Linked DNA regions of Homo sapiens: all the other regions are linked to region 1. A link is a loop called in an ENCODE intact Hi-C map of the cell type or tissue named here. Cell type or tissue: HCT116. All regions are shown on one strand. Region 1 overlaps SLC5A1 (solute carrier family 5 member 1). Region 2 holds the start of RFPL3 (ret finger protein like 3). Region 3 overlaps SLC5A4-AS1 (SLC5A4 antisense RNA 1).

The links. Hi-C counts contacts between places; a loop is a spot of excess contacts. Peaks named below come from ENCODE experiments on the same cell type or tissue, not always from the same donor. Only the 100,000 strongest peaks of a DNase experiment are listed, where the experiment ranks them.
Region 2: a loop joins it to region 1, with 8 times the contacts of the local background. A loop is called at or near these places in 5 of 110 quality-filtered maps.
Region 3: a loop joins it to region 1, with 7 times the contacts of the local background. A loop is called at or near these places in 49 of 110 quality-filtered maps.

What each region holds. Positions count from the first base shown.
Region 1 is chr22:32,099,892-32,107,891 of GRCh38, reverse strand. It overlaps SLC5A1 (solute carrier family 5 member 1), which reads right to left. Exons shown (of 15, transcript NM_000343.4): 13 at 5,655-5,870; 14 at 3,001-3,106. It overlaps LOC105373000 (a long non-coding RNA gene), which reads left to right. Exons shown (of 3, transcript XR_938172.3): 3 at 950-1,035. Among named protein-coding and RNA genes, the nearest start is that of C22orf42, 55 kb to the left of the region's middle. In HCT116, a CTCF peak has its summit at 4,052; a DNase peak (open chromatin) is centred at 4,001; H3K27me3 peaks cover 3,248 bases.
Region 2 is chr22:32,351,561-32,359,560 of GRCh38, reverse strand. RFPL3 (ret finger protein like 3) reads right to left here and starts at 1,694. Exons shown (of 2, transcript NM_001098535.1): 1 at 1,117-1,694. The coding sequence starts at 1,489. It also overlaps a transcript of SLC5A4 not described here. In HCT116, a CTCF peak has its summit at 3,597 (motif pointing right); DNase peaks (open chromatin) are centred at 3,610 and 4,340; H3K4me3 peaks cover 633 bases.
Region 3 is chr22:32,263,079-32,271,078 of GRCh38, reverse strand. It overlaps SLC5A4-AS1 (SLC5A4 antisense RNA 1), which reads right to left. Exons shown (of 4, transcript NR_149072.1): 3 at 2,500-2,791; 4 at 1-1,722. It also overlaps a transcript of SLC5A4 not described here and the pseudogene CPSF1P1. Among named protein-coding and RNA genes, the nearest start is that of SLC5A4, 12 kb to the right of the region's middle. In HCT116, a CTCF peak has its summit at 4,732 (motif pointing right); a DNase peak (open chromatin) is centred at 4,748; H3K27ac peaks cover 506 bases.

The DNA.
Region 1 (8,000 bases):
GCACCTGCAAAGCTTCCTTGTGTTGCTGTTTCTCAGAGAATGGTGAATGTGACATTCATGGTCTGTAAAATCCCTAAAGATAGCTTAGTTTATTGTGCTTTAATAGGGTAGGATGTTCAGTCTGATTTCACCCTAAGTTCATGAAGACACAACAGAATTTGAGTGCTGCCATGAACCTCAGAGGTCACCAAGTCAAATCTCTAGCCAGTACGGAAGTTCCCTCTACAGAATCCTTGACAGATGTACACATACTGCTCATCCCTGTCCAGACCAACTCAATTAGAAACTCTTCCTTCAAAGCAATCATGATGGTGGTAAATATAGACAATTCTTACAGCAGAGCATAAGAGGCATGGGTTTTCATTTAGAATACTTTTATGTGATGAATCTGAGCTTTAGAACAATGGAATCACTTTCCCAGAGTATTAGGAAGAGAATTGATGATGATTAAATCCCAGTTCTTCCTGATTCCAAATCTCACAGTCTATCTCTGCACTATCTTGCCTCCTTACTCTGAGTTAAAATCGGATGAATTCTTTTCACCCACCAGTGTTAAGTCTGCCTTCTGGCATAAAAATAATCTCTTCTTCCACAATAAGATCTTTTGACACTCAAAATACTCCTAATCCATGTCCCTTTAAAATCTATGATATTCTTACACAGTGTGGAGACATTTTTGGAGGTAGGAGAAGTAGAGGGCATGTTCCTGCCTGCCTGCCCCAGGGAGGCAGGAAGGGGCTGTTTTCAGCACCATGGCCAGCTGCTGTGGCTCCAGGCTCTCTCCAGTATTTGCAGTCACAAGTTTTAGAATTGAAAGGTACTCGAAGATCAAGAGCAGATTGTAACAAAGCTGAGACCTTAGGCACAGCCTCTCCCTCCCTAAGCCTCAATTTACATGTCTATAAAATGAGATGATAAGACCAAATGATCTCTAGGGCTCTTTCCCCAGGTAGGATTCTATGATGTTCCTGATGGCCAGATTGAGAATCTGTTCTGAGCTACACCTGTGCTCTCCTTCAGATGGAGTGATATGAGGCCTCCAGCCCAGCACCAGGTAAAGCACATATGACCTTGAGCCCCCATAGCTCTGCACACCACACACCTCCACAACCATCCTCCACGTGTGCACGTTTCCCACATAGAGAGGAAAAGTTGCAATACTGAAGTAGAAGAAAGTATTAACTTACAGGATAAGTCTCTGGGCACTGACTAAGCGTTATTTCATTGGTCTTCGAGAGAAATTTGATTTTCTGCATTTGATATTGTAAGCCAGTATGACATAAGATCCCAAGGGCTTCTATCCCCTCATCTTGATGTCACTAGAACTGGCCATAGCTTTGGTTCCATCTGCCCTCAGTTCACAGGCTATGTCAGAAGAGCTCCAACTCTTCTCTTATCCCTGGCCATTCCTCAAATCAAGGCAGGGTGGCAAATTCCTCACCCACACTTACTCACTGAGTGCTGTCAAATATGAGGGGTAAGAATCCAATCAAAAATGGTCTAAAGATTTTAATAGACGTTTCTCAAAATATGATATATAAATGGCTAATAGGCACATAAAAATGTGCTCAACATCATCAATCATAGAAATGCAAATCAAAACTACAATGATATATCATCTCATCACAGTTAAAACGGCTTATATCCAAAAGACAGGCAATAACAAATGCTGGTGAGGATGTACACTGTTGGTGGGAATGAAAGTTAGTATGACCAGTATGGAGAACAGTTTGGAGGTTCCTCAAAAAACTAAAAAGACAGCTACCATATAATTCAGTAATCCCACTGCTGGGTATATGCCCAAAAGAAAGGAAATTAGTATATTGAAGAGATATCTGCACTCCTATGTTTGTTGCTGCACTGTTTACAATGGCTAAGATTTGGAAGCAACCTAAGTGTCCATCAACAGATGAATGGATAAAGAAAATGGGTACATATACACAATGGAGTACTATTCAGCCATAAAGAAAGAATGAGACCCTGTCATTTGCAACAACATGGATGGAACTGGAGATCATTATGTTAAGTGAAATAGGCCAGTCACAGTAAGACAAACATCTCATGTTCTCACTTATTTGTGAGATCTAAAAATCAAAACAATTGAACTCATGGACATAGAAAGTAGAAAGATGGTTACCAGAGGCTGGGAAGGGTAGTGGGGGTCTGGGGATGGGGTAGGGATGGTTAATGGGTACAACAAAAAAATAGAAAGAATGACTAACCTACTATTTGATAGCACAACAGGGTGGCTATAGTCAATGAAAACTTAATTGTACATTTTAAAATTAAGAGTGCAAGGCCGGGTGTGGTGGCTTATGCCTGTAATCCCAATACTTTGGGAGGCCAAGGCGGGCAGATCACCTAAGGTCAGGAGTTTGAGACCAGGCTAACCAACATGGAGAAACCCCATCTCTACTAAAAACATACAAAATTAGCCGGGCGTGGTGGTGCATGCCTGTATTCCCAGCTACTCAGGAGGCTGAGGCAGGAGAATCGCTTGAACCCAGGAGGTGGAGGTTGCAGTGAGCCGAGATTGCGCCATTGCACTCCAGCCTAGGCAACAAGAGTGAAACTCGGTCTCAAAAAAAAAAAAAAAAAAAAATTAAGAGTGCAACTGGATTGTTTGCAACTCAAAGGATAAATGCTTGAGGGGGTGGACACCCCATTCTCCATGATGTGCTTGCTTGCAGGCATGATTGCATGCCTGCATCAGAACATCTCACGTACCTCATAAATGTATACACCTACTACGTACTCACAAAAATTTTTTAAATATGAGGGGTGAGGGAGCTTGAATGATTCTGTACCCTTTCTTTCCCTTGAACTCAGAGTTAACTTCCCCAAACCCACTTATCCATCTCATCCCCACCCTACTCCTCACTGCCCTGGAGGGGAGACATCTGAGCTCTGATAAAATTATTTAGGGAAGAACTTCAGTAAAGTCTTGTTGTTGTAGGAGTAACTTTTATGGTTTAGGATCTGCTCTGGGTCATAAGTCACCTATTTCAATGGTCTCCTTAGGGCCTTCTTGGATGTTCTCCTCTTCCGCATCCAGGTCAATACGCTCCTCTTTGCTGTTGCGCAGGCTCCAACACAGACGGTAGAGCTGCAGAGAAGGCAGAACAGGTCAACAGAAAGATCCAAATAGCATCTTGGGACAAGAAGTTGGGGGGGCAAAGAGATATGCATCAAGGAAGGGAAGGGAATGTGGCATCTCAGTACCAGGAAGAACATACACAACGATTCTCATCCATAACATTATCTCTAAAAACATTGGTAACTTAGATAAAAGTAATATACATGTATATACTAGCCTCTATGATATATGCATATTCAGAGCTAAAAGATTGCCTCATATGGAAATGTTTGTTGAATGAACTCTTTTACGTGTGTGTGTGATAAATAATTTGTTCCTTTTAGCACTGGCAGTAGGAAGCAACAAGACAACCATTTGTCCAGGTTAGGAGTGTAAGTTCAGATTTTTGCACTATGTCACATTATGTGGATAAGAAGCTAGAATCATGAGCCATAATAGAATATGGTAGAGCTGAAGGCACAGTTTCTATTGACATAGTCAAGAGCATGAACCAAATACTTGATCTAGAGCATGAACTCGGTCTAGGGCATCAACTAGAAATGTGTTTGGGTTGTAATACTTTCAAAGACTTGAGACATGAGGAAGCAGTTGATACAACACAAAGAAAGCCTGTGACAGGTCCAGCAAATAGATGTGATTCAGTTCTGCTGCCATAAAAGCAGTCTTTGTTTGACGTTAGGTTTGTCACAGCTCTTAAAAATTTGGCAATGAAGTTGAAGGTCTCTTAGGGATTCCATAGTCTGTGCATGCATGAGTAAAGTAAAGGATTAACAAAATCCTTCTGTTTTCTAGGAATAAATATGACCTTGGGTTAACTTTCTGGCTCTGTTCCCTTGGAAACCTGGAAATCTGTGTTGGGTTACCAGACTACTAATAAAAATGGCTCATAATTGGTCATCTTTATCTAAATTGGGAGAGCCATGAATGAATTCTAAACCAATGGGGGCATCTAGAGTTAAAGAAGAGTAATTGCAACTTTTGAAGTCTTGAATCAATTAGACTTTGATATTGTTAGAAATGTTTTACATCCTATGGTCAATTTTTGGTGGACTAATTTGGAAAAAAAAATCAAGAGGCAAACTATATTTTGGGTTTCCCTGAGTAGACTGATTTTTGTAACTAGGTATGTGCTTTGTTGGGACCTTTGAAAGCTTTGACCATGGGACTGTCAAAAGAAATACCAGTTTCTATTTGGAACATAGGCTTCTAAGCCAGGTAGCCCTGTACCACCCATGTGATCTTACGCACCTGAGCTGTCACTTGGGGAGCAGGTTTCAGAGAATAAGCCCTGGAATAAAGGGTGGACAACTGTGAGGACTCTGACTAAAGACATGGGCTTGATATCAGCCTGTTGGCACACCATGTTTCCTGGCATGTATCCTTCCACGTGAAACCAATGGCAAGTCATGTGAATGTGAATATAAGATGTATAATTTTGCTGAGGCTGACCAAGAATGTTGTGGCATGTCAACATCACTAATCATCAGAGAAATGCAAATCAAACTATAATGAGATATCATCTCACCCCATTTAAAATGGCTTTTATCAAAAAGGCAATAATGAATGCTGGTGAGGATGGGGAGAAAGGGGAATCCTCAAACACTGTTGGTGAGAATGTAAATTATCACAGCCACAATGAAGAACACTATGGAAGTTCCTCAAAGAACTAAAAATAGAGCCACCATATGATCCAGCAATTCTACTACTGGATATATATTCAAAAGAAAGTAAACCAGTATATCAAAGAGATACCTGTATTCCTATATTTACTGCAGCACTATTCACAGTAGCCAAGATATGGAATCAATCTAAGTGTCCACTGACAAATGAATGGATAAAGAAAATATTGTACAAATATACAGTAGAGTATTATTCCACCATAAAAAGAATGAGATCCTGTATTTGCAACAACATGGATGGAACTGGAGGCCATTATGTTAAGTAAAATAAGCCAGGCATAAAAAGACAAATTTCTCATGTTCTCACCATATATAGGAGCTAAAAGTTTTAAAAACCAAACTCATGGAGATAGAGAGTAGATTGATGGTTACCGAGGCCAGGAAGGGTAGCAGGGAATGGAGGACAGAATGGAGATGGTTAATGGGTACAAAAATACAATTAGAATGAATTAAAATCTAGTAGTTGGTAGCACAATAGGGCAGCTATACGTAATTTATTATATACATATAATTTAAAGACAGAGTCTCACTATGTTGTCAGGGTGGTCCCAAACTCCTGGACTCAGGTGATCCTCCCACCTTGGCCTCCCAAAGTGCTGGGATTACAGGCATGAGCCACCATAATCTGTATTTTAAAATAACTAAGAGTGGAATTGGAATGTTCCTAACACAAAGAAATGATAAATGCTTGAGGCAATGGACACCCCAATTACCCTGATTTGATTATTTTATATTGTATGCCTGTATCAAAACATTACATGTACCCCATAATTATATACAACTATTATGTACCCATAATAATGAAAAATTTAAAAAAAATTAAAGAACATTGCAGTGTGAACATGAAACAAGGACAGATCCCCTAAATGGATACTCACATGCACATCCGGAATGGGTTTGGTGAGGAGGGAGATGACCACGATGGTGATGAAAGAAATGGCGAAGAGGATAATGGCAAAGTACAAGTAGTGCACCCCACAGATAATCGTGGGACAGTTGCTGGGCTCCATGCAGCTCCCGGTTCCATAAGCAAACTCAGTAATCATACGTGAAATCCCAATCAGAAGTCCTAGGATCAGTCCCCAAAAGGCTCCCTGTGAAAGAAAACCCTGGGTTAACTCATGCTGAACACACAAAACAGATGGCCTTTCTAACATTCTTTGGAGAGGCATAGGCAGAGGCAAAGGAACAGAGGTAGGAGAAGTGGTAGCTCCAGGCTGTCTGAACCCAGAACACTGAAGTTCAGAATATGGCTAGGAGTGCTATGCACTCAGACAGACACACTCAGTGTGTCTGTCTATCATGTTTCAGCAACATGATTTCACCTCGATCATTAAACAAGGAGCCATAATATAATGGGGTAAAGTGTCTAATAACTGGAATAGAATGTCAACCTACAGACTTGATTCCAAAAATTCCCTTTAACTTGAAAAATAATTTGAGCCTCTCCACCTGCAGCTACTGTCAACACCAATCTCCAGATTTAGGCATATTCAGATGAAAAGTAATTACTTGTGAGGTAATTTGTATTTCACAAAGACATGGGAAAAGAAATTGGGTCTTTGGAAGATGAAGGAGAAAGAAACTTTTCCATCAAAATATAAATAACACTTACTTTTTTAGCCCTCTTTGTAGTTTATTTTATGAACTATTTTTAGTTTGAGAACATAAAATTATACTGTGTTTTTACATTAAATTTTGGGTCTGCATATTAGAATATGGAAGACTTTAAGAGACCAGAAACATGAGGGGATGATTTTTCAGGGTTTTTTTTACTCCTTCCTTCCTTCCCTCCTTCCTTTTTTCCTTTCTATCTTTCCCTTAGGTAAGTCCTCACCTAAAGGACTAGGTTTGAGTTTGGCAGGCCAGTGGCAAAATAGAATGTGCTCTTAGAAGGGTGGCCCAAAAGAGCTTTCACAGTTTTATCAGGTGCTGGTCAGCCTCTTTGCTAGCCATTGGTATCCCTGCACTTTCTATTCCAAATTATCAGCTATCCCCCACACATGGCATGGCATGTGTTTTTGTCTCCAGGTCTTTGTACAGCTCATTCTATCTGGGAGAATACAGGCTCTTCTCTTCCTGGTAACCTCATTCTAGCTTAAATAGGACAAGCTACACAGGGTGGGTGCACCCTTTCTTGCTGTGGCCACAGCACTGTGGACACAGATCCAGGCAAGCACCAACCACACTGCCATGGAATCACAATAGTTCTCTGTCTCCCAATCTGAACCGGGGGATTGCCCAGGAAAGGAAACAGGTTTCATTCACTTTGTGTTGCTAGTGCCTCACCCTATGCTGGCATCTGGAAGTGACTTCTAGATGAAGAAATAAATAAGGAAAAAGAAAAAAATATGTTCCCTATTCATCCCCCATGCACTATTTCACTCAAAAAAATTATTTCTTAGCTGGGCATGGGGTGTGCCTGTAGTCCTCGCTACTTTGGAGGCTGAGGCAGAAGAATCACTTGAGTTCAGGAGTTTGAGACTAGCCTTGGCAATACAGTGAGATTCCTGTCTCAAAAAAAATCAATAAATTTGCCACGAAATAATTTTTTAAAAATTCAAATTTTTTCATAATAAAAACTCAACAAATTAGGTACAGAAGTAACAAACCTCAAAAACAATAAAGATTATAAGCTATATATGACAAACTCACAGCTGACATCATACTGAACAGGGAAAAATTGAAAGCCTTTCCGGTAAGATCTGGAAAAAGAAAAGGATACCCTTTCACCACTTTTATTCAACATAGTACTGGAAGTCCTAGACAGCGCAGTTAGGCAAGAGAAAAAGGGCATCCAAATTGGAAAAGAAGAAGTCAAATTGGCCTCATTTACATATGATATGATCTCATATTTAGAAAAACCTAAAGATTCCACCAAAGGGATCACTGTTAATGAAACCCTGACCTACCTTTCCAGCCACATCTTCCATCTTTCACATTCACAAACTCTCCTTGAGCCAGGTGAGATTCCATACAAGTCCTTCACCCTCACTCCTGTCCTACTTCTGCCTGAAAGGTCTGGGCAGTACTGTTCTCTGACTTGAATGCCATGTCTTCCCTCTCCAACTTCAAATTCTTCCAGCTCCAGCTGGTCCAAGGAGCCTTCCCTGACAGTTTCAGTCCCTGCTAATAAAGCCTTTCTTAAATCCCTTCCTGCTCATATCATGTGCTGTATTGTATCCCTTACTTCTTACGCACTTTGTTTTATGTATAAACTGCTT
Region 2 (8,000 bases), 250 kb before region 1:
ATAAGGGCAGAAAATACAAAGGTCAATAATTTAAGGCATTGGGTATGTGACTGACAGGTGAAGCCGCCAATTCTCATGGAGGAGGCAGTGTGATCTGGCCTAGAGAAAATTAATTGTCCAGAACATTCTGAAAAAAAAAAATCTACAAAATATATTATCCTTCAAGTCAAAAAACTGATATGATCACTAATATAGATTTTATAGATCACAGTAAGACTACCCTAGTCAAGACTAGGGATTGATTGCTATTTAATGGTGAATTAGGGAATGGACATGGACAAGGAAGGAGGAAGAGGGTTCCAAACATGACTTGGACAGGGTGAATCTCTGTCCTCCATAGTTCAGCAGAGAGACAGTCAGGTATGGGTAGATGGATGAGTAGAGATCATGGGTGTCAGGGCAGAAGCTACCAGTGTCAGGGACATTATAGGGGCCCACCACCATTTATAGGTGTAATTCTTTGCCCAGGCTGACCATAACCTTTTCATTTAAATGTCCCTTTTCCCCAGAGTTATGGAGAGTGATAGTATTTTCTGTAGCCAGGACCACTGTTGGAGCCCATGGCGCATGGATGAGGAGACCAATATCTGCAACTCTCCCCACTCACAGAAACAAACACCATAGGTGCTCCATTCCCAACTCTTCTCAACCCTGGGGTGAGGTTGTTTGGTACAATGGGTGCCAATATTCACTGTGCATTAGAAATACCAGGCCCATCTTAATGTCAGATTCATGGGAACCTTTGCTAGAGAGAAATTCAAATTCAGTTGCTCTATGTTTTTGCTACTCAGCAAAGTCCCCAAGCCAGCGGGATCAATCCTGAGACTTCCCAGTTCAGCATCTGCATTTTAACAAGATCCCCAGGTAATCTGAGCACACTAAGTTTAGAGAATCCCTTGTCTAACCCATGACATAGACATCGGGTTTTTGTTTGTTTTTGTTTTTGACATCACCAGGTGATTCTATGTGTTGTCAGGGCTGAGAATGTGATGATGAAGCATCTCAATTTTAGGTGCCAGACAGCAGCTAATCCCCATGTGGAATGAGGGGCCAACTGCACAGATGATTTTTCCTGGTCTGGTCTTGGGAAGGGGGCAGGGTATACAGATTCCTTACCTTGGAACTTCCGCATCCTTGGGTTCATCTGTAGAATCTTCTTCAGCTTGGGCTCCAGTTCCTTGATGTGGGAAACCAGCCTCTCTAGCTGCCGATTGGGCCTGATTTTGTTCCTCTGAGAGACCATGGAACAGCAACAGCAAAGCAGATCCTCCCCATGGGGCTCCTTCTGCAGCGAATTGATGCACTTGAGGCAGACGGTGCATCCACACTCCAGGGACATTGGTTTTTCCAGATAGTCTGAGCAGACGGGACAGCTGCTTGCTTCTTGGAAGAGTGCAGCCATGTCCACTGCCAGGGGAAAAGTACACAAGGGAAGAAAATTTCCTTGAGGTGAAAGCCTGTTAGTTGTGACAAGTGACAACCTTTTCATGCATAGAGGTATTGTGTTCCAGCTTTGTCACTCCGAGAACAAGACCATGAGTACAAACACTCAAGCACATCCCCCCACCCCCCGTCCTCAGAGATTTGAAGTTCTATTGGGAAAGTCACGAATCATCACTGTGCTCTGAGCTGAGGTGGAGGAAGGGTCCATTCTCCTGGTGACCCAGCAGCTGAGCCTGAGCCAGTGACGTGGCAGCACCCATGTGAGGAACAGCGAGCTGGGGTCATTTCACCACCTCCTAGGGGAACCCCAGCAAGAGACTGATTGATGAACATAAGAATTAGGAGCTGAGAGGCTGGGCACGATGGCTCATGCCTGTAATCCCAGCACTTCGGGAGGCCAAGGTGGGTGGATCATCTGAGGTCATCAAAAGTTCGAGACCAGCCTGATGGGTGAAACCCCATCTCTACTGAAAATACAAAAGAATTAGCCAGGCGTGGTGGCACACGCCTGTAATCCCAGATACTTGGGAGGCTTTGGCAGGAGAATCGCTTGAACCTGGGAGGCAGAAGTTGCACTGAGCCAAGATTGTGCCATTGCACTCCGGCCTGGGCAACAGAGTGAGACACCATCTCAAAAAAAAAAAAGGGGGCTGGATGCAGTAGCTCACATCTGTAATCCCAGCACTTTGCGAGGCCAAGGCAGGAAGATCCCTTGAGCCCAGGAATTTGAGACGAGTCTGGACAACACAGGAAGACCTCATCTCTACAAACAATACAAAAATTAGCAGTGAGCAGAGACCACGCCAGGTCACTCCAACCTGGACAACACAGTAAGACCCTGTCTCACCAAAAGAAAAGAAAAGAAAAAAAATTACATCCTTCTCCAGCCTTGGAAATGAATACCAAATTAACTGCCACCACTGGTGGGCAGGGGACAGGCTCGGAGGTTCCCTGAATGACAGAGAGTTGTTTTAGGAACCTCATGTCACACCCTTCTGAGACACTGTGGACCATGTCTGAGGGGTCCTACACTGGCACTGAGGGGGCCTGACCCCTCTTCATACACTGAGGTCAGGGGGCTCCCAGGTACACAACAGGATGCTGACCTCCTGCCGCTCGCCCACCCACAGGCCAGCCCAAGGCCACCCCCTTGGTCACTCTGTTCCCGTCCTCCTCTGAGGAGCTCCAAGCCAAAAGGCCACACTGCTGTGTCTCATGAGTGGCTTCTACCCGGGAGCTGTGACGGTGGCCTGGAAGGCAAACAGCACCCCTGTCACCCAGGGTACGGAAGTCACCAAGACCTCCAAACAGAGCAACAAGCACACAGCCAGAAGCGACCTGAGCCTGACACCCGACCAGTGGAGGTCCTGCAGCAGCTACAGCTGTAAGGTCACACACAAGAGAGCACTGTGGAGAAGACAGTGGCCCCTGAAGAATGTTCTTAGGTCCCTGACCCTCACCCCACCCATGGGGGCCTGGAGCTGCAGGATCCCAGAACAGAGATCCCCTCCCACCCCAAATCATCCAGCCCCTCTCCTTGTACCAGTAAACCCTTAATAAATATCCTCACCGTCAACCAGAAATCCTGCTCCCTCTCTTCATTTCTTAGCTAACATATAATTTGACACTCACCCTGGGTTCTTAGTGTGTGTAAGGGGGGATTACTTGCACCCTGTTGGATAGCAGCCCGGGGGAGAGGCTCCCAGACTCCCAGGGGTGTCTCCTGAGGAAACAGGCCAGGCCAGGCATTTGATCACTGAACACCTCTCTCTCCATTCTCTCTCCCCACCTCTTCCTCCTTGCAGCTTGGCCCCCAATTGCTGACTACTTCCTGGATGAAGCTGTCCCTAGCTGAGCCTTAAGACGCACCCTCTGTCCCTACCCTAGTCAAGACCCTCTACCCACCCACAGCCTCTGTTTCTTTAGCCTTGAAATCCTACTCTGGGCCTGGAGCTCCCTGGCCCCTGGAATGCCCTCTTTTCTCTCTGCCCAGCTCCCCAGCCCTGAGAGCCAGGCTGTCCAGGACACTGTTGCATCGTCAAATTCATGAGGTCTTACATTTGGGGCCCGCCTCAATTCTTCACCTTACAGCAGGTTCAGAGATGGAAAAAAAAATGGGAGGAAGCCAGGAAGGAAACACACACAAAAGGCCAGCAGGTGGCTCAGGATGCTTGTGAAAGGTAGTATCCCAGCTGTGCAGGAAGCAGTGCAAGGAGGGTAATAGGTGTTCCCTTATTTCTATGAGAATATGCAAAGCATTTGCTCAAGGAGAGTTGGTTTTCTCAGTGTTGAAGCCAGCCATCTTTTCTTTTCTTTCTTTTTTTTTTTTTTTTTTTGAGACAAAGTCTCGCTGTGTCACCAGGCTGGAGTGTAGTGGCACAATCTTGGCTCACTGCAACCTCTGCCTCCCAGGTTCAAGCGATTCTCCTGCCAAAGCCAGGCATCTTTTCACGACTAAAAGCAAGTACCTGTCTTAACCAAGGCCTCAATATTGATGGGATTTGGTCTCTGACACATGCACAGGTGACCTGTGCACCTAGGGCTGCCTGGCAGCTCTAGGAAATGGCAATTCTGTCAGGTACTTGGCACAGAAAGTCACTGGCCTTCTTTGGAGGATGCATCATTTATGGAAACACTTCTTTATTGGATCCTGGGTCTCGGGTGGAAAACCAGGTCCCACATCAGGACTTTCTCTGTGAGGCTCCCAGGTTCTGGGGCTCCAGCTGCTGTCTGAGAGGAAGGTGTGGAGACAGAGAACATAGCCTAGAAGAGCCTGGAACTGAGACTTCCCCTTACCGAGGTTATGCAAATGAGGTTCTTGGACTACATATTCTGATTGGATGAGAAGAAAAACCTCTAGATCTACTCTGATTGGGCTTTATTTGCATGTTCTGATTGGATGAGAGCAAGTCTTAGGACAACCAATCAGAACATGATAACAAAGTCCAATCAGAGTAGGCCTAGAGGTTTTCCTCATCCAATCAGAACATGTAGCCCAGGAACTTCATTTGCATAAATTCTCATATATAAATGATGCCAAGTGGGGGGAGTTTTGTCATTCCAAGCTCTCCTGCGTCAGCTTGTGTAGCTGGTTAGTACTGGCTTAGAGGAAAAAGAAAACGAGTCACTTCCTGAGCACACTGGAGTCTGGAAGCTTAGAGGAAAAGGAGGAGGAGCAACTTCATTAGCACAGTGGAGGCTGGAGCCTGCCGTGGCTCACCTCGCTGCTGCCGTTGGTGCGGGCCAGGGAGACTAGAGCGCAGCCAGAATGGTAAAATGGTGGTGGGAAAAGTTCGCCATCCCAGGCCGTACTGCCTGTGGCGTGGCGTGGTGGGGTGGGTTGGAGGCCCTATCCAGGGCGTTACTGCCCGTGTTAGGAGGCTGGTTGGATGTGGTATCTGGGGCCTCACTGCCCACAGAGGGGAGTGGGTTGGGGGTGCTATCGGGTGTGCGCTGCCCGTGGCTGGGGGTGGGTTGGAGCACTATCCCAAGCTGTACTGCTAGCGGCAGTGGGGAGTTCTGGGGGCACTATCTGGGGATGCAGTGGCCGTGGCCGGCGGGCGAGTTGGAAGAACTATCGGGTGTTGCATTGCCCTTGTCAGGCACGGGTTGGGGGCGCTATCGGGTGCTACTCTGCCTGCGGTGGGCGGGACGTGTTATATCCAGGGCATCATTGCCTGCGTCTAGAAGCTGGCTGGGGGCATTATCCATAGCTGCACTGCCCACAGCAGGGAGCAGGTTGGCAGCACTATCTGGGGCTGCAGTGCTGTGGTGGGGGACGGGTTAGGCTCATTACAGGGTGCTACACTGTTGGCAGCAGGGAGGGGGGTGTTGAGGGCGCTTTCTGGGGCCTACACTGAGACAGAGATAGCAGGATTTATTGGGAGTGCTACTGGGGGCCAGACTGCCCGTGTAGAGGGGGTGGGAGGCTGGTTGGGGGCGCTATTGAGGGACGTATCCACTGCCCGTTTTGGGAGGGGGCGGGTTGGGTGCTATCAGAGGTCTGTACTGCGTGCCAGGGAGCTGGTGGGTGTGCTACCTGGGGCCACATTGGTTCCGGCGGGGCGGGTTGGGTGCGCTATCGGGGGCTACCTTGCCCGCGCAGGGGGTGGGTTGGGTGCGCTATCTGTGGCTGTACTGCCGGAGGCAGGGAGTGAGTTGGGGCGTCTCCCTGGGTTGCTGCTCCCAGTGGGGAGCAGGTTGGGGCACTATCCGGGGTTGCACTTCCCGCAGTTGGGGGGCGGTTTGGGTGCCATATCAGGGCATTACTGCCCCCAGCAGGGGTCTGGTTGGGGGCACTATTCGTGGCTACACTGTGTACGGCAGGGAGCGGATTGGGGGCGCTATCCCGGGCTGCACTGCCCGCGGCAGGGGGCGGGTTCTGGGCGCCATTGGGTGCTGCAGTGTCCGAAGCAAGGGCAGGTTGGGGTCGCCATTGGATGCTACACTGCCGGTGGTTGGGGGTGAGGTGTTGGAGGCGCTATCTGGGGGCTACACTGCCGGCGGCGGGTTAGGGGTGCTGTTGGGGGCTGCGCTGCCCCCCTGGTGCTGGTGGTGTCAGTGACGGGTGGTCAGAGGAGCGGTCCTCGTCTCCCCGGACTCCAGACTCTAGAGGGCCATCTCCTCCTGCTGGAGCGCGGCGGATGCACAGCGTTTCCGCGGGGATCCTGAGCACAATCCGTCACCTAGACCAGCCGTGGTTCCCAGGCCCGCGCCCTCTATGTGTTGCGGAAACTGCCTGGGACCCCCGGGCACGCAGTAGCTGACACTACGGGGTGATAGGGCCCCGTGGGTGGAGGCGTCAGGAACGGGAACCAGCACTAGGGTTGGGAGGGCTGGCTGGGGTTCAGTTTTTGCTGCTCCTGCTTCCCGAGGAACGCAGCCAGGGTGGGCCCAGCGGTTCTAGTAGAGTAGGAAGCCCGGGCACTGTGGTGTCTCCAGTCCCCACTCCAGGCCCTAGTTCCTGGCCAACTTGGGCCAAAAGGAGAGGCTGGACTTTGGAGGGTGGGCGTGAGTGCCTTCGCTGAAACCGGCCTCTGCCATCCAGTGGCCAGCATGCCAAGGTGAGGCTCTAACGCTACCACTCTCTGCATCCTGTTCTAGGCTTTCTTGGCTTTGCCTGCCCAGTTGTTTCATGCCAGGAGGAGGAGCCGCCTGCTGGAGGCTGGAGCTTGTGGCACCACCGCTCGCCTCGCTGTGGTTGGTGGCGGCCATGGAGACTAAAGACTCAGCGCTGGAGTGGTAGGAGGGCGGCAATGAAAACTGAAGAGCACCAGAGCGGTAGGATGGCGGCTGGCTGCCGCCAGGGCACAGGCAGTGCAGTGGTCAGGTGTTAGGAGCCTTGTAGGGTGGGCCTGTGCGTTGAGGGTGACAGCAGTAGTAGTTGTATTAGCATCGGTGCTAGTTGTGGCAGCAGCAGCAGCAAGTTTGGGGGCCGGGAAGGCAGGTCGGAGCGTTGGGGGGCAGCCCTGCCTGGCCTGGGGTGGGTAGGAAGCTGTGGGCCTCTGTGACAGCGGTGGAGGTGCAGCCAGGGGAAGGAGGAGTCTTCCCCGCATCTCCTGCAGAATCTGGAGGGCGCCCTCCTCCTGCTGGCACCTGAGTCAGGTGTGAGTGGCACCATTATGTTATTAACAGAAGTTTGGGGGGTAACTATTTGTGTATCATTTTGCTTGGTTTTTTGTCAGGGTAGTCTTGGACTTTTTTTTTTTTTAATTTCTGGGGTACATGAGCACAACGTGCATGTTTGTTACATATGTATCCATGTGCCATGTTGGTGTGCTGCACCCATTAACTCGTCATTTGCATTAGGTATATCTCCTAATGCTATCCCTCCCCCCTCCCCCCATCCCACAACAGGCCCTGGTATGTGATGTCCCCCTTCCTGTGTACAAGTGTTCTCATTGTTCAATTCCCACCTATGAGTGAGAACATAACGATGTTTGGTTTTTTGTCCTTGTGATAGTTTGCTGAGAATGATGGTTTCCAGCTTCATCCATGTCCTTACAAAGGCCATGAACTCATCATTTTTTATGGCTGTGTAGTATTCCATGGTGCATATGTGCCACATTTTCTTGGACTTTTTTAAATTTCATGAATCAGGAAGGGGACAAAATGTATAATAGGTCTCCTTGATTCTCTTACCTGTTCTTTTTCTTTTTTTCCAGCCTGGTTTTTCTTCTGCTTATCATCATTTTCTTGTTCCTGTTCATTTTCTTATGCTGCTGCTTCTATTTCTTGTGTCCTTTCTTGTTTCTCCTCCTCCTCCCTTTGTTTTCTTTATCACAAGCAATGGCCTTAACAAACAACAGTCCAAAACTGAGTTAAAAATAGACGACTTGTCATTGTATTCCACCCGCCCACCCCCCCCCCGCCCTCCCCCCACCGCCCCCACCCTCCCCCCACGCCCCCCACCCCCGCCCCGACGGAATCTTGCTCTGTTGCCCAGGCTGGAGTGCAGTGGTGATCTCTGCTCATTGCAACCTCTGTCTCCCAGGTTCAAGCAATTCTCCTGCCTCAGCCTCTTGAGTAGCTGGGATTACAAGCGAATACTGCTGTGC
Region 3 (8,000 bases), 160 kb before region 1:
CTTGCTGGGACTGAAGAGGGATCCCAAATCCCCACACAGCATTTCCTCATCACCGACTGTGGGGCTAGTCTCCGAGCCCAGGCTCTCGGCCTCCAAGCCACTGTGGCCCCCTAGCTCATCGTGAGCCCCGCTCAGGCAGCTCTCAGTGGTGAACATGCCACTGAGGTCTCGGTACAGGCACAGCGTGATCACGTTGGGCTGATGGTGCAGCGGGGGCTTGTGCAGCACCAGGTGGTCGTGGCAGCCACTATAGGAGTGTGCTTTTCAGCAGGAACATGGTGACGCGGCCGTCGGCACTCATGATGACCACGCAGGGGTTGCCTACAGTGCACTGCATGTTGCGGGTGACCAGGCCCACAGGGATGAAGTACAACTGATTCATTCCTTCCAGCAGGTGGATGCCCAGCAGCGACACTTGGACAATGTAGTGGTTGTCCCCGATGTTTTCGGCAAAGACCGTGGGGCCCTGCGTGGCAAAGCCACTGGTGTCCAGCTCCATGATCTCCTGCCCCATCTGCGGGAATATGGTTGAGTCTTCCTGGCTCAGAATCAGGAATCACTGTCTGCGGTGGTCATTGTCCGCTTCGGGGGTGCTGGGTTCCTGCTCCGTGCCCTCCCCCTTGGGATTCTCTTTCTCCTCCTTAGGCACCAGGGCGATGACTGTCCACATGTCGTAGCAGCCGGGAAGCTCAAAGGTTGTCACCACCTGGGGCTGGATGCTCTTCTGCAGCACCGACAGAGCCCCATTCTTCCTGTGGCTGGAGCAAACCACAATCTCCAGGTCCGGCTCAGGGTTGTTCTGAAACTCTTCAGACAGGAAGGCAGGCTCACCCATGGCAGCATTGGTGCAGGGTCCAATGTTAAGGATGCTGTCACACACCTCAAAGGTAGGTGGCCAGCTGTGTGCCCGACTGGGCGTCGCTGCCGTACACTTCAATCTCGTCCATGTCGTCCTGTGACACGGATTTGTCCCTGGCTGACCAGCTGGCCATGTGTCCACTCGCTTCTTCTGTGAGGGAGGCTCTTCCTTGTCAGCAGCCTCACAGATAGCACTGGCCGGGGGCTCCTGAAGCTTCTCGGTGTACTTGAGGAGGAGAGAGTTGCCCAGGCAAGAACTCAGGAACAGGTACCCAGGCTCCATGGTGACCATGCTGGTGGTGAGGACGCTGGTGGCCGCCTTGTCAAAAGTGGAACACTCGGACGCTACGCATGCCATCGGTGATGAGGGTCAGCATGTAGATCTGACTGCCCTTGAGGGAGATGACCATCTTGTCATGGGAGATGAAGGTGGCCTGGGCGCAGTCCAGGGGGATTCACACACCCAGCTGGGTGCACAGCGGGAAAGCTGCGGTGCCTGTGGTGAGGCTGCTGAGAGCCACACCGTACGGGGGAATGCTCTGGTTCAGGTATAACAGCGAGCTGACGACAAAGACCACCACCCCACCTATGGGCTTGGGTACGGCCAGAGCCTGGGTGCAGTCAAAGGGTAGCTGGTGAGAGATCAGATGACGGGGTGCACCTTCTGCGTGATGTTAGCAAGATGGCCACGATGGAGCACGTGTCCTGCCACACAGCCACGTGCCCGGGCCAGGTCTGGTTGGGCTCGAACAGGATGGGCTTGTAGTAGCCGTGCAGGAACTGCAGGGCGATGATGATGAGCAGCTTCTCATCCAGGGCCTGCACATCGATGAGGTAGCTTCTACAGGACAGGCCAGCCCACTCCTATGGAATCAAAATACGGATTTTTAAAAGATCTCCAGGTGATTTAATATAAACAAGCTTGAGAAGTTATGTTTTAGGTCAGTGCTACACCCAAAGAAATATGACAGCCACATGTATAATTTTAAATTTTCCTGTAGACATGCTAAAAAAGTAATAAAAAACATGCAGCCGCTCGTGGTGGCTCACGCCTGTAATCCCAGCACTTTGGGAGGCCAGGGTGGGCAGATCACAAGGTGAGGAGTTCGAGACCGCCATGGCCAACATGGCAAAACCCTGTGTTTACTAAAAATATAAAAATTAGCCCGGTGTGGTGGCATGCTCCTGCAGTCCCAGCTACTCAGGAGGCTGAGGCAGAATCGCTTGAACCCAGAAGGCAGAGCGTGCAGTAAGCCGAGATCACACCACTGCACTCAGCCTGGGCGAAAGAGCGAAACTCTGTCTCAAGAGAAAAAATGCAAAAAATACTTTAAATAGTATATTATAAGCCTGTATATCCCAAATTATTATCATTTTCACAGAGGACACTAACCACATTTAAGGGCTCTGCAGCCAATGGCGACTACCACATTAGACAGCACAGGCCTAGAGCACGACCTAACTATTACATTACCTTCAAAATCTCTAGTCATCTCTAGTCTATATTCAACTATGGTTTGGGGGCATAAATATTTCAGGTGCCAGAATTCAGCCTATGCCCATATTTAATGGAGAACATTTTGAATGGCTACTTTCTCAGGGCCATTGATGGGCTGAGAGCAAATTTTACAGATTTCTTACCTTGGAACTTCAGCGTCTTTGGGTTCTGATATAGAATTGTCAGCTGGGGCTCCAGTTCCTTGATTTTAGAATCCATCTTTCCCAGCTGGAAATCGGGCCTGATGTCATTCTTCTGAGTAGCCACAGAGCGAAAGGAGCACATTACACCTTCCTCATGGGGTTCCTTCAGAAGTGAACTGATGCAGCGGATGCAGCAGACACATCCACGACTTAGGTACACGGGTTTTTCAAGATAAGATAGGGAGATGAGACATCGACTCGCTTCTTGAAATTGTTCAGCCGTGACCACTCTCTATGGAAAAATGTACATGCTATTAGAGTGTCATGAGTTGAAGGACAACACTCCTTGGAAATCTTTCCTCCTTATATACATAGAGATATCAGGGCCTACTATGCACAATTACTAGTGAAACATAATGAAACACAATATAAATACATATATAAAAGACTCAGGGCCTTGAGCTTCTGATATTTTAAATGCTAGCTGGAGTGCAGTGGCGCCATCTCGGCTCACTGCAAGCTCCACCTCCTGGGTTTACGCCATTCTCCTGCCTCAGCTTCCCAAGTACCTGGGACTACAGGCGCCCACCACCACGCCTGGCTAATTTTTTGTATTTTTAGTAGAGATGGAGTTTCACTGTGTTAGCCAGGATGGTCTCAATCTCCTGACCTCGTGATCCTCCTGCCTCAGCCTCCCAAAGTGCTGGGATTACAGGCGTGAGCCACCACGTCCAGCCAGGACTTGATTGTTTCTTTGGGAAGTTGATGTCATAAAAGTGTCTATACTGGGCTGTCCTGCCACATGTGGCTCTTGAGCACCTGAAATGGGGCATATCAGAATTGAGATGTGCTTTCAGTGTAAAATGCATAATGGATTTGGAAAATGTAATGAGAAATAGAGAATGTAAATGATGTTGTTAAGAACTTTTAAAGGTTGGCTGGGTGCAGTGGCATGTGCCTGTAGTCCTAGCACCCTGGGAGGCTGAGTCGGGAGGATCGCCTGAGCCCAAGAAGTTGAAGCTACAGTGAGCTATGATCGTGCCACTGCACTCCAGCCTGGGTGATGGAGGGAGACCCTGTTTCTTAAAAACAATCTTAAAGTTAATTTCATGCTGAAATGATAACATTTTCTGTATTAAAATTTTAATTTTTTTCTTAATTTATTCTCACCTCTGCTCCACTAGGTTCTCCCCTGGCCTCCAATTGCTTCCACTGACAACTCAGTTGGAGTGAGCTCCACTTACAAGGGTTTTTGTGTAGAGTGTCCCTCCTCCCACCTTATTCACATCCTGCTTATCATTCTTAATCCAATCAGATTTTGATTTAATTATGCTATATATTAGATTTTTACTGACGTCATAAGCAGATTGCCACAAAGGAGATCGTCCTCACTAAAGGGTTTTCACAGTTAATATGGACAAATATTGCCACATCATTCTAAATTAGGTCTTGTATATTGTGGGCGTTGGTAAGATTTGGGATCAGGATTGAAACTGTTCAAACAAAACATTTGGCATCAAAATTAATTGTTATGAATGGAGCTAATTTCAAATTGTTTTTGATCATGAAAATAAAAACTCACAGTTTGATGAAGAAAATTAGTCAAACTTACTCACAGGTCTTTCCTAAAACCACACTCATTAGACCAGTCATTTATTAAAAAGGACTTACTCTTGTGAAGATCCACATTTAGAAGAGGTTGAATTCACTTCCACATAAAAATATTTTTTCTGCATTATGATTTTCTTAAGAACATTTTCTTTGGTCTAGCTTACTTTACTGTAAGAACACAGTACATAACACATATGCAAAATATGCGTTAACGGACTTGATATTATGGGTAAGGCTTCCAGTCAACAATGGGCCATTCATCCTTAAGTTATTGGGAAGTCAAAAGTTATGCACAGGTATTGGACTGCCGGGGGCTCAGTGCCCCTAAACCCCACATTTTTTAAGGGTCAGCTGTATCTAAAAATCTCAAGAACATTGCCCGTGGCCAGTATTTATAATTTTTTCTTTGCTTTTAGACAAAATCATTCCTGTACATTTAATTTCATTAATATTACTCTCTGTATTTGTAAATAGTTTGTGCTTAATCTGTAAAGTGTGAACAGGTTTTAGTTTTTGCATGACTATTGCAGACATATTGAACCACGTTTGATAAATGAAGTAATAGTGAAACTACCTAGGGTTTTCTCTCAGCTGCCTCCCTCTTCCCTGTCTCCAGGTGGCGCTGTGTGGAAGTTTATGAAGAGACCTGGTCCGGATCCAAGCTTTCTGTCCCCGTTCTACTTTCTGAAACGCCCACCAAAAGACACGGGCCCCTGGCATCTCATAACCACTCAGTTAGTCATCATTTCTGTTTTTTAATAGCTGAGGATATCCTGACTACTTGCTCTTCACAAGATTATTATAAATTATACTAGTTTAAATTCAAAGGCAAAGTTTCCCCCTTCCTGCTCCCTGGAAACCTTTATCCCTGAATGACATGGCTAAATGGCTAAGCTCTCCTGCACCCAATGCCCTGATCAAGTGTTTCTTCCTGTAGGGGCCTTTCCTTTTGCCCCAAGGCAAATCCTTTCTCTGTTGTCCTCCCCTGGCAATTTATAAACACTTGTAACAGAATCTGTTACTATTCTTATTTGTATTGATGTGGTCTTAAAAGAGTCAAACTTAGTTGAGAGCTGTATCTGTGGCCTACATTTTGTTCTGTTTGTTTTGTTTTGTTTTTCCTTTTTTTGAGACAGAGTCCCACTCCATCACCCAGGCTGGAGTGCAGTGGCATGATCTCGGCTCACTGCAACCTCCACCTCCCCGGTTCAAGCGTTTCTCGTTCCTCTCCCTCCCGCAAAGCTGGAATTACAGGCATGAGCCACCACACCCAGCTAATTTTTGTATTTTTAGTAGAGAGGGGGTTTCACCATGTTGACTGGGCTGGTCTCAAACACCTGGCCTCAAGTGATCCACCCACCTCAGCCTCCGAAAGTGTGTGGCCTACATTTTGGATATGAAATATGAAAAATATTTACCAAAAAGTAGACAACAAATAATTACTATTGGATCCACATATAATTTAATCAATCTGGTTTCCTTCATATTTCCTCTTGCTTTTCATCCTCCTTGCAGTTTCATGATTCTCTGGAGGTCATCTAAAACAATAATATAATTTAAGGAAGCAAATTTTTTTTTCTTGAGACAGGGTCTTGCTCTGTTGCCCAGGCTGGAGTGCAATGGTACAATTATGGCTCACTGTAGCCTCGAACTCCTGGGCTGAAGCCATCCTCCTGCCTCAGCCTCCCCAGTAGCTGGGACTACCAGTGTGTGCTACCAAGACTGGCTAATTTTTTAACTATTTTGTAGAGATGAGGATCTCACTATATTGCCAGAACTGGTCTTAAGCAATCTTCCCACCTTGGCCTTCCAAAGTGCTGGGATAACAGGTGTGAGCCACCATGCCTGGCAAGGAAGCAAATTTGATTTTACATCATCCAAAGAGTAACACAAAGGAAGTATATCTGAGTTGTAGTACATCAATAAGTGGAAATATTAAGATTCTATATAAATTATTTGTGATTTCCTTTCTAAGAAAGAGACTACAATTATCATTATACATGGGCATTTTCAAACATTTCCAAACTTGAGATGAAAAAAAGAAAGAAAATATGAGACAGTGACTATATTTGAGGTATATTCTTTCAACAGACTATAAACGTGCGGGGTTCACACATTTATCAGCCAAAAACAGATTCAAAATACATACATTCTTAGTCTTAACAAGGGCTACAAAAAAAGTGTGGAACAGCTATCAGTAATATATTTTGTGTTAATATGAATTCTAGGCTTGGATAAAACATGCAGGGTATGATTACAACTTTAGATGTCTTCTTTTTAAATGTTATTTCTCTTTTAGGACTTCGGTCTGATTAAATGTTATTTCTTTTTTAGGACTTTGGTCTGATTAATAGATGTCTTCTTTTTTCTGGTTTCTTGTTTCGTTTTGTTTTGTTTTGAGACTGGGTCTCTGTCGCCCACTGCTGCTAGAATGCAGTGGCATAATCATGGCTTACTGTAACGTTAACTACATGGGCTCAGGTGATCCACCTGAGCCTCCCAAGAAGCTGGGACCACAGGCACATGCCACCATGCCCAACGAACTTTTTCTATTTTTTGTAGAGATGGGGGTCTCACCATGTTGCCCTGGCTGGTCTAGAACCCCTGGCTCAAGTGATCCTCCTGCCTTGGCCTCCCAAAGTGCTGAGATTACAGGTGTGAGCTGCCACACCTGATTGAGATTTCTTAGTTCTATTATATTCTCTAATATAAAAAAAGAAAGGTCATCGTCCAGTTTTAAGTGGTCTCACGACAATTTCTTTTTTTTTTAATTTTTTTTTTATTATACTTTAAGTTCTGGGGTACATATGCAGAACATGCAGGTTTGTTACATACGTATACGCGTGCCATGGTGGTTTGCTGCACCCATCAATCCATCATCTACATTGGGTATTTCTCCTAATGCTCTCCCTCTCCCAGCCCCCAACCCCATGACAGGCCCCGGTGTATGATGTTCTATGTTCATGTGTTATTGTTCAACTCCCCTTATGAGCGAGAACATGCAGTGTTTGGTTTTCTGTTCTTGTGTTAGTTTACTGAGAATGATGGTTCCCAGCTTAATCCATGTCCCTGCAAAGGACATGAACTCATCCTTTTTTATGACTGCATAGTATTCCATGGTGTGTATGTGCCACATTTTCTTTATCCAGTCTACCATTGATGGGCATTTGGGTTGGTTCCAAGTCTTTGCTATTGTGAATAGTACCGCAATAAAAATACGTGTGCATGTGTCTTTATAGTAGAATGATTTATAATCCTTTAGGTATATACCCAGTAATGGGATTGCTGGGTCAAATAGTATTTCTGGTTCTAGATCCTTGAGGATTCGCCACACTGTCTTCCACAATGACTGAACTTATTTACACTCCCACCAACAGTATAAAAGTGTTCCTATTTCTCCACATCCTCCCCAGCATCTGTTGTTTCCTGACTTTTTAATGATCGCCATTCTAACTGGCGTGAAATGGTATCTCATTGTGGTTTTGGTTTGCATTTCTCTAATGACCAGTGATGATGAGCTTTTTTTCATATGTTTCTTGGCCGCATAAATGGGTAGACTGCATGTTTCTAAGGAATTGTTTCATTTTATCTGGGCTAACCAACTTGTTGGCATACAAATGTTTATAGTATTCTCTTAAAATCTTTTTAATTTTTATAAAACCAGTATTGAGGCAAGGCTCAGTGGCTCATGCCTGTAATCGCAGCACTTTGGGAGGCTGAATCACTTGAACCCAGTGTTTGAGACCAGCCTGCGCAACATGGTGAAACCCTGTCTCTAACAAAAACAACAAACAGACAAAAACTAGCCAGGCATGGTGGTGTATGCTTGTAGCTACTCAGCAGGCAGTGAATGCACTCCAGCCTGGTTGACAGTGGTATCTTGTCAAAAA